Linked DNA regions of Homo sapiens: region 2 is linked to region 1. A link is a contact called in ENCODE Hi-C or POLR2A ChIA-PET data. All regions are on one chromosome and are shown on one strand. Each heading gives the region's core, a stretch centred on a gene start or an enhancer-like site at or near the end of the contact. The rest is flanking DNA. Distances are from core to core; before and after follow the strand shown.

Evidence for each region. A loop is a pair of places that touch in the nucleus more often than their neighbours do. ChIA-PET counts read pairs that join two places held with the same protein, here RNA polymerase II (POLR2A). Pooled maps may share reads with other maps.
Region 2: a loop to region 1 is called in a pooled map, with 2.9 times the contacts of the local background. The contact joins the enhancer-like site here to the promoter of TREM1 in region 1. A Hi-C loop is called at or near these places in 8 of 50 pooled maps. POLR2A ChIA-PET finds 5 or more read pairs at or near these places in 2 of 52 experiments (GM10248 and OCI-LY7).

The regions. Positions count from the first base shown.
Region 1 is chr6:41,284,148-41,289,042 of GRCh38, reverse strand. TREM1 (triggering receptor expressed on myeloid cells 1) reads left to right here and starts at 2,361. Exons shown (of 4, transcript NM_018643.5): 1 at 2,361-2,436. The coding sequence starts at 2,388. RefSeq lists a silencer at 287-376.
Region 2 is chr6:41,528,894-41,533,827 of GRCh38, reverse strand. All of the region lies in intron 1 of FOXP4-AS1 (FOXP4 antisense RNA 1), which reads left to right. Among named protein-coding and RNA genes, the nearest start is that of FOXP4, 15 kb to the left of the region's middle. RefSeq lists enhancers at 1,037-1,605, 1,492-1,851, 1,606-2,176. Within about 2 kb of position 1,532, at least 6 of the 41 ENCODE cell types and tissues checked have a DNase peak (open chromatin) inside an H3K27ac peak, as active enhancers do.

The DNA.
Region 1 (4,895 bases), core at 1,112-3,611:
CCCATAAGATTATAATGTCATAATACCGTATTGTTACTATGCCTCTTCTATGTTTAGATACACAAATACTTACTATTGTGTTACAAATGCCTACAGTATTGAGGACTGTAACATACTGTGCAGGCTTGCAGCCTAGGAATATGCTTTACTTTGATTTATGTTCAAGTATCATTCTCCCTTAGATTTTGTGAGGTTGAAAGGTATTTGTCTAAACTGGATGTGAATGGAGAGGGGGCCTCCGGAGAGCAAAGGGCCCTCTGTTCCCCTTCCTAATATTAATAGGCTATACCATACAGCCTAGGTGTACAGTAGGCTGTGCCATGTTAAGTTCGTGTAAGTGCACTCCATGATGTTCCTGCAACACAAAATCACCTAGCAACACATTTCTCAGAATGTATCTGTCATTAAGTGACACGTGACTATTTGCACTGTTGACCTCAAGTACACAAATAGATCAGACAAGTGGAGAAAGACCTCATTCTACTTCATTCTAATTTAAATGCAGGTGCTGTCCGTAGTTAGGAAAATGTGAAGGAGCAATCAGCCTCCAGTGATATTCAAGTCTAATTAAAAATTCTTCTTGGACTGTTTAGTTCAAAGCTCCCTCTTAATCTTCCAGGAGCTTAATCCTCCACACAAAGTATATGAAGACACAAAAATGTAGAAAGTATGTGAAATAGCTATTATTTAAGTGTGGAATATTAATTTTGTTGTAAGGAGGGGATTTATTCACTGAAATAAACTTTATTAATTTGACTCATCGCCACAGAAGTCACGTAGGCTCCTCTCTGAGTCAGAAAATGTCAAGAGCTTTCTGTCTATTTTTCCTCTTTAGGGACTGCTTGAGTACAGCAAAAGGAGGGGCCAGCAGATTTCAGTTCAAGCATGTTTGAAGCCTGTTTTCCGACATTATTTGTAGAACAAAAAATAAACATAGTAAAATCTCCACTACAAATGATCTCTATAAAGTGTAATAACATGATTTAAGTTTATGTATTATTTTCTATATTTTATAAATTGCTGCATTGAACAGCTTTAATAAAAAAAATTAAAGTTAGCCTTGAAAATTTTTTTGGTTGTTGTTTGTTTTAATTTACAGACATGATAGTACCTTTTAGCTGTTCCTATACTTGAGTAGCAATCAATTTGGGTGTAAAATATTAGGGTCATAATGTTCTTTATACCTCATCCCACTCTCTCATGGTATTTGTTACTCAGAGAAGAAATCTGAGTCCTGATTATTTCAATTCCTTTGAAGAAACCAAGTTATTTTTTTGTTTATTTAGCAGTAGGAATCTTTTTATTTAAATTTAAAAATTTTCACCTGGAAACTTCCTATTCTAGGTCTCACTTTGTGAATTTTTTCCTTGCCCATGTTGAACTCTCAACCTCCAATTTTAGATTTCTTCTCAGACCTGGAAAGCATATTTTTTAAGATAAAATTTTTAATCTTGCTTGTGATCCACCATTCCATTTTATGCTTTAAGGACATCTCTGATTTGTAGATTGGAATTCTGTGATTTGTCCTCCCTTAAATTTCTGAGCTCTTCTAAATGTCTTTATTCATTTCACATTTGGGAATATTTCTGAAGTGAATCCTCTCCATTATTGATTTGATTTTCACACTGTCAAATCTGTCTTTTCTTGCTTCTAGTACAAAACCTGCTGGATTTTTTCTTCTTGCTTCAGCGTCTTGAACCAAGTTTCCTTTTTAAATCTAAGTCTGTTCTTGTTGGGTGGTGGCAGTGTCCTCTCAAATTGTTTCTGGGGTCCCTACACCCCCGTGAGCTCCCAGGCCATGTCTGTGGCAATGCTGAAGGACAAATGCAGGGTGTGGCCCTCCTGGTGATGAAGAGGAGGTGCACCCCAGGTCACCAGAAGCCAAGAGAACCCACGGGGCTGAGCAGGGCAGGATGAAGCAACATGTTCTCACAAAAACCCTGAAGATGAGATACGATTGTCGCAGCCTCTCCCTATGTGGGCCTGACTCTCTTCACTACACTAAACTGGATGTGAATGGAGAGGGGGCCTCTGGAGAGCAAAGGGCCCTCTGTTCCCCTTCCTAATATGAATGCCTTACTTTGATTTACATTCAAGTATCATTCTCCCTTAGATTTTGTAAGGTTGAAAGGTAATTGTCATTATTACCACAGAAAGGAAAACTGGAGTTCAAAGAAACTTAACTGAGAAGTGAGTCTTGGTCTCTGTATTATTGTGTTGATGTCAGGAGTCAGAGCAACTGGTGATGAAACAGAACCCAAACTCAGTGACTCCCAGGAATGGCCTCATATCCTGTTGTGCAACTTTCCGAAGCCTCTAGGTCATTGTGGTGCCTTGTAGCTGTCCCGGGAGCCCTCAGCAGCAGTTGGAGCTGGTGCACAGGAAGGATGAGGAAGACCAGGCTCTGGGGGCTGCTGTGGATGCTCTTTGTCTCAGGTAAGACAAGGAAGAGGACTGAGCAGGGGAGGCGTTTGGTCCAGGATCTCGGGGAGCCCTTTTCTGTTGAAGCTTCAGAGCACAGGGCCATCCAAGATAGAGCCAACCAGTAGTTATGGCAGACCGTGCTGCTCTACCCAGAATTGGGAGAACATGCAGTGTCTGCACACAAAAGTAAAAGAAGGAGAGAGTCAGGGAAAAAAGATGTCTGTGCATGTCGATGTTGTTAGAGACATGCAAAGCCTAGTATGGGAATAATGATAGAGTAGATCTCATCATGGCATGATCTACAATAAGTTTATTTGATGTTGAAATTTTTTTCTTATATTCCATCATGATGTGTTTGATGTTGACAATCTGTTAAACCCAAAAGACAGAATTGATTTAACAAATATTTCCCAGGGGTCTACTATGGGACAGCAAATATACTACTGCTGAGGACACAGACGTGACCAGAAGAGGCTGGTGCTCATTTTGGTGGAGGTGATCATCCCAGCTCTCCATGGCACGCTGGGGTTGGAGGGCACAGTTGCTGAGGCTCAGCAGAGCCGGCGCATGCCCCAGCTCTTTCTTGTGTCTCCTCTTACGATCCGCACAGCTCACATCTGCACCCAAACCAGAAGCATGCGGGCTTTATTCACTCCTCCTCCTAATCCTTATGAATAACAGGAGGAAAGTGTCAATATGAGTTAAAAGCGAGGCTTGCCTTGGGAAGGCATGAAAAATCAGGGAGAGGTATCCTCCTGGGCTCTCTACTTTGAGCAAAGTCATGGACAACTGCCTTGAAGAGCCTGTGCTCAGACATTGCTCTGGGTCTTCTTGGAGCTGGGGTGATAATCTAGATGGGCAGAAGGGAGTTAGCTCCTCATGGACAAGTGCATTTCCTTGTGTTTGATTCATGTTTTTCTGAAGGAGAACTGGGAGATGGCAGAGGGCTGAAGGTTATGTACCTGTGTGAGAGAAAACCAGTGGTATATATTTCATTGTGCCCTGTGGGGATAGGTTAGGGGTTAACCTCAATGCTCCTTGCAACTGGATACTTATTCACACTTGGGCCAGGACTTCTCTAATCCCTATCAGACTGTGTTGGACCATGTAGCTCAGTGCTTTAGGTGGAACCAGAGTCCTTGGGTTTGAATCCTGGCTCTAGTACTTAACTATGGTGAGACTTTGGGCAAATCACTTAATCTGTCTGTGCCTCAGTTTCCTTATCTATAAAATGGGGAGAATAATGGTGTCAACTTTTTACTTTATAAAGATTAAATAAGATAGTCTTTAAAAACCCTTAGCACATAATACTTAATAGGTAGTATTTGCTACCCTTTTAATTAACATATTCAAAGGAATTCCCTTCTTGCAATTGTGCACAGACAGCTCAGCAGCCTTCATTTCTTATTGTCTCCTTCCTTCTGTGAGAGACAGGCAAGTTTGCAAACTCAGTCACCTGTAACTCCCACCTTCCCTGGGGAGCTGGCAAATAAAAGAGATTTATCTGTAACATTAACTTCAGAGGTTAGGGCTTCAGTGGTGGCAACTTGAGGATGGAGTCTGTGTGTCTTCCAAAGAGCCCAGCACAGTGCCTATGATAGAGAAGTCTCCCAGCCAGTCTGATGAGTGAGTGAACAAATGAGGGAACCAGGCTTGGTTTCAGACAACACTCAGCCTCTGGTCAACAGTCTCTTGGAGGCACATTCCTGACTGGAGTGTGTGGGAGTTGCCCAAGAGGTCTGTTTCCGAGGTTTCCCTAGAAACTGGAGTCTGCTCCCAGAAGAACTGGCTTTCAAGACTGATTTCACCTTTAAACTCCTTGTGAGTCCCTGAGTTGAGTCTTCCTAAGGTCAGGCAGATCTGTTGGCCTATCCTGGGGTGGGCATGCCAGGGGGCTCCATGAAAGGGTAAGCACTTGTCATTTTTCACCAGGCCTGCAAGGACCTAAGTGTGTGGTATTAATAACAGCAGTACTAGTGTTACCGTGACCCACACAGTAGACCCAGCAGCACTGTCTAGCCTGTTATTTGGTGCTCCATGGGGGAAGGTACCCCAGGCCTGAGTGGGTAAGCTACAGTCTCTCAGCAAACTTAGAGAGCCCTGTGTGTCCAGCTGAAAACACGGACCTTGGTCTTCTCACTTCCGCTCTGCTTGGCCTCCCATCAGCAAGGCTCCCTTGGACAAGGCCAGATGAGCATCCCCAATTCTAGATGGTTAACCCAGTTCGGACTCCAAGAATGTGATGGAAACTATTGTCACTGTAACCCAGGGGTTCTCAAACATGGCACTATTGACATTTGGGGTGGGATGATTCTTTGTTGTGGGGGCTGTCCTGTGCACTGTAGATTGCTTAGCCTGGTATCCATTAGATGTTAGTAGCATCCACCCCTCTCCCTGGTTATAACAACCAAAAATGTCTAGATATTGTCCAGTGTTTCAGGGAGAGTTGTGGCGGGGAGCAAAAATTGCTC
Region 2 (4,934 bases), core at 283-2,782, 250 kb before region 1:
TCAATGCCTGGCCTCATCTGGGTTCCTGAGGAGCAAGCCTGCATCCTGTGTCCTGTGGGCAGGCTGTGGGCAGCCCTCCTCCAGGCTTACCTTGCCTCAGGTAGGGCTGCCCAAGGTCAGGGAGGGTGGGTGGAGGCAATCAGATGTGAAGGACAGATGCTGAGTTCCTTTCCAGGATGATGATTTGTGGGTACTGAGCATGTGTGTTCTGGTACATACAAATACACAGACACTTCACACATTCCCTGTCTCACACACGTTTTCACACTCCCATAGTCACCTCCATCTTCACTACCACCATCTCATACTCACATACATGCACAGTCTCGTGGTTTCTCACTTTTTTTTCTTTTTTTTTTTGAGATGGAGTCTGGCTCTGTCACCCAGGCTGGAGTGCAGTGGCACGATCTCAGCTCACTGCAACCTCTGCCTCCCTGGTTCTGGTGATTCTCCTGCCTCAGCCTCCCAAGTAGCTGGGATTACAACCATGCACCACCACACCCAGCTAATTTTTGTACTTTTTTAGTAGAGACAGGGTTTCACCATGTTGGCCAGGCTAGTCTCGAACTCCTGACCTCAGGTGATCTGCCCGCCTTGGCCTCCCAAAGTGCTAGGATTACAGGTGTTAGCCACCGCGTCCAGCTGGCTTCTCACATTTTTTCATGCACTCTCAAGCTTGCACAACATATTCATATGCACAACATGTTCATACATACCTCTATTAGTTTCCTGGGACTGCCACAACAAAGTATCACACACTGGGTAGCTTAAAACAACAGGAATTTATTGTATCAGTTTTGGAGGCCAGAAGTCCAAAAGCAAGGTTCCTTCTGAGACTTGTGGGGAAGGGCCTTTCCTTGCCTTTGCTGGCTTCTGGTAGCCCCAGGTATTCTTCGGTTTGGAGGTGCATCACTCCAGCCTCTGCCTCCATCTGTCTCTGTGTCTTCACATGGACATCTTATAAGGACACTAGTCATAATGCATGAGGGCCACTCTATTCCAGTAGGGACTCATCCTAACTGATTACATCTGCAATGATACTGGTTCCAAATAAAATCATATTCGGAGGTTCTGGGGTTAGGACTTCAATATATCTTTTTTGGGGAGGAGCACAATTCAACCCAAAATACCACCTACAGCCATAAAATCTCACATACATAGGCCATACTGCCATAGTGACACAGATATAAAACACACAATCCCATAGTCACAAAAATCACACACTCCCATATACACTTTCAGGATCAGACACTCCCATGGTCCCCCCACATGCACGCATACACACACATGGCGAGGTCATCACATACACACTCCTTTAGTTTCCCAGTCTTACAGCCCTACACACCCCCTCCAGTCACACCCCTTCGCACACCCTCCTGCCCCCGCCTCACTCCCAGAGGCCACCCTGTGGAGGTCATGCTCAGAGACCCGGCACATTTGCAGCCTCGCACTTGGCTCATACATCTCACATCCTCTCCCACCCACACAGTCTCTCCCCTCTGACTCCTCCGCCCAGCTCACCAGTTCCCGCACCAACCCTCATGGCAAGGAGGCAACAGACTGGCTCTGTTCCACTCCAGCGGGGGCACCAGGTGGCTCCCCCCTTGTCCTCTGGAATCTGATGCCCCCACAAGCCTGCCTTTTCAGGCTCCCACGCTTCCCTCTCAGGGACAGACAGACAGAAACATCCACACACTCTCATGCTCACACACGCGCCCCTCCGGCAGCCCCACGGCAGCAGTCTGTTCCTCATTATGGGCCAATGCGCCTGTTTACTCACCCAGCTGGAGATGGTTAGAGAGTGATAAATAATGAAAGAGAAAACAGGCTTTTCCCCTCTGTGGCTTCTATTTATGTAATATGTGTCACTGTGCATTCACAGACTTTGTTTCGGAGCTGGTTGCAGGAAATAGTTTATTTTTTCCGGACGGTGGCTTAAGGGGTGGGGAGGTGGGGGGCAGGGTTTGGGTTTCTGATCTCACGCCCATAGGAGTTTCGGAATCTGGCTCCCAGAGTCCTCTTCCCCTGGTGCCTCCTCTCCTCGCCTCCCCTGACATCCCCGGGGTGGGCATCATGGCTAGAGGCTGCCTCAGAACCAGGTTCTCCCACTCCACCTATTTGGAATGGGCTGGGGTGGTTGGGGGCCCCTCCCAGCTGCCTCTGAAACCTCCCAGACAGATGGGCTTGTTTTAAGAGCCAGACAGCTTGAGGCTGGACTCCCAGAAAGGAGGCAGTTGGACAGGGTCTTCCTAGGTAGCCTGCACCTGTTGTTGGGGGAGGATGCAAAAGGATTAATTCTATAAAATAAGAAAAAAAAAGATCCATACCTCATGTTCACTTAGCACTTTCATCCCCGTGGTCTCTCTGAGGCCTCACAACTTTTAATGGCTGCTTCCCAGGTGAGAGAACTGGAGGAGGGCTTGCCATGGTCTGTGCAACTGGCTGATGAGGAGCCAGAACTTCACACTCAGGCCTCTGAGTCCAGAAGAGCCTCACACACCCCACTGCCTCCTCCTCCCAAGGATGCCTCCCTTGGTAAAGTTCTGGTTGCCCTCACTCATTCTAAGGTGATGGGAGTAGTTATAAGGGTGTGGGGGTTGGAATTTGGGGAATGGTGAGTCATCAGAGGTCTGAGAAGTGTCCCCTTCTCCACCCTTTCCTAAACATTAAGGTGAGCCTCCTTTGGGTGACAAGCCAGGGAAGGAAGAAGCAGCAGAAGGCTGCCCTGCTCCCCAACCCCCAGTGCAGGGAGGCTCTTGGGAAGCTGGAAGGGCACCTGCCCCCACCTGAGCCTGTCTTTTTGAGTGCCAGGGCAGGGAGACAATGTCTTTGTTTGACATGGAGCCCTGGTTGTATCCCAGGCCACCTGCTGGGGGGACCCAGAGGTTCTGACCTTTGAGGAATATAGCATCCACTATGGAAAATGGGCCCAGAAGCCCCCAACTCCTGCAGACTGTGGGGGATGAATATATACAGGTGCCATGGGATTAAGGTGCAGGGCAGAATCCTGCCCAGTGACCTCGGGGTTCTTGCAGGGAGCATCCCACAGGAATCTCCTGGCTGCGGGGTGAAGCAGCCACCTTCCCAAGACAAGGACTTTAAACACGGTCTGACAAACAAGAGCACATATGGGCCAAGGGCAAAAGAGAAAAAGTGCTAAGGAGGCGGTTTTCTAATTTAGTGGGTGTCAGATTCACAGGGGAGCTTATTAAATGCGGATCCCCAGGCTCCTTTCCTGGCGTTGATTCAGCAGGTCGGGGGGGTGGGGGGCAGGAATCAGCATGGTTAGCAAGTTCCTGAGAGTTCTTGGACTGGTGGTTTCCCAAAGACTGGGAGACAACAGTGCCCTATGTGGGCCCTGGAGGCAACCCCCCTGCCCAACGCATAAAGATGAGATGCAAGCATCATGGTTAGGTCAGGAGGGAATTTGACTTCCCCCAAAGAGTGAGAATGATTTGGTTGGAGAATGATAAAATTTATTTGGTCCAAAGGAAGGGAGGGAGGAAGAGAGGAAGGAAAATATAATTTACCAATACCTATATGTGCCAAGCTGTTACATGATGCTTTTCGTTTTGCTTTGTGCTTTTGTTTTTCAGAGACAGGGTCTTGCTATGTGGCCCAGGCTGGAGTGCAGTGGCACAATCAAATCATAGCGCACTGCAGCCTCGAATTCCTGGGCTCAAGCGATTCTCCTGCCTCAGCCTTCCGAGTAGCTGGGACTACAGGTGCATGCCACCATGCCTGGCTGTTACACGACATTTTTACCTGGCTGCTTTGACTTTTTGACATTCATATCCATTTTTGGAACCTAAAACGCTGTCAACATTCTATTTCTTATTACCAAGTAATGCTCATACAGACATACCCGCCACAGCCCGAGTCAAAACTTTGTGTCAGCTGGGATGTTGTGCACACCTTGGAGCATCTACCACATGCCAGGCATTGTGCTTTGCATGTACTGCTTTGTTTTTCACTGCACCGCAACACCGACAGGCAATACTATTCCCATTTTACTGATGAGGACAGCAAGGGTCAGAGAGGTTTAGTCACTTGCCTAAGGCCACCCGGCTACATCAACCCTGGCAACAGGAAGAGCTGGTGCTTTTGTTTTTTTACTGATCCAGGGAGAGGCCCTATTAGGGAGGTAGAGGGACTGAATCCAGATCCTGCTTTATAGCCCCCTCTCCAGGACTCCCTCCCTCCCACTCTGGAATGGAGAGGTGGATGGAGAGGCACCCTCTCTGCCACTCACTCAACCCCTCTGCCTTTGGGACCCTATGGACTCTCATACAGCCCACCCAGCTTGCACCCTGAGCTCTCTCCCAAGAAGCTGAGCACCTGGGGTCTCAGGCACTCCCTTCCAATTCAGTCCCTGGAGCACTTATGGCTCTGAGGGAGTCCCCGGAGGGGGGCTGAAAGAGGTGGGGGAGCTTAAGGAGCACCTTTCCTGGGCTTCCAGGAGCCTCTTACATCCCTATCCCCTTGGCAGAATGGGTGTATCACAACTGGAGGGTGGGGGTGTATGGGGACGGCAGAGCTGGCCAGACCTATGGTCCCAGATGTTTGTTCAGGCTGTGGGCTGAGCCTGATTTCAGATGTGTGGCAGCTTCATGGGAGTCCTGCCCAGACTCCCACATGGACACTCACTTGCTTACTTGCACACACGCGTGCCCTCATGCGACTCCCCTCCACACAGAGTTCCACTTGTGAAAACCCAGACAAAGCTCCAGACTAATGTCCCTGTGGACAGTGACATGAATGGTAAAAATCATCCTCAACCCCAGGTGCTCTGCACACGCTGACTCTAAACTTCACATCGATCCTGCAAGGATGCTTTCCCTGATGACCTCCCCCTACCCACCACACACCTTATAGATGAGAAAAATGGGCTTCAGAAAAGCCAAGTGACCGGTCTGAGGCCACACAGCGACCCC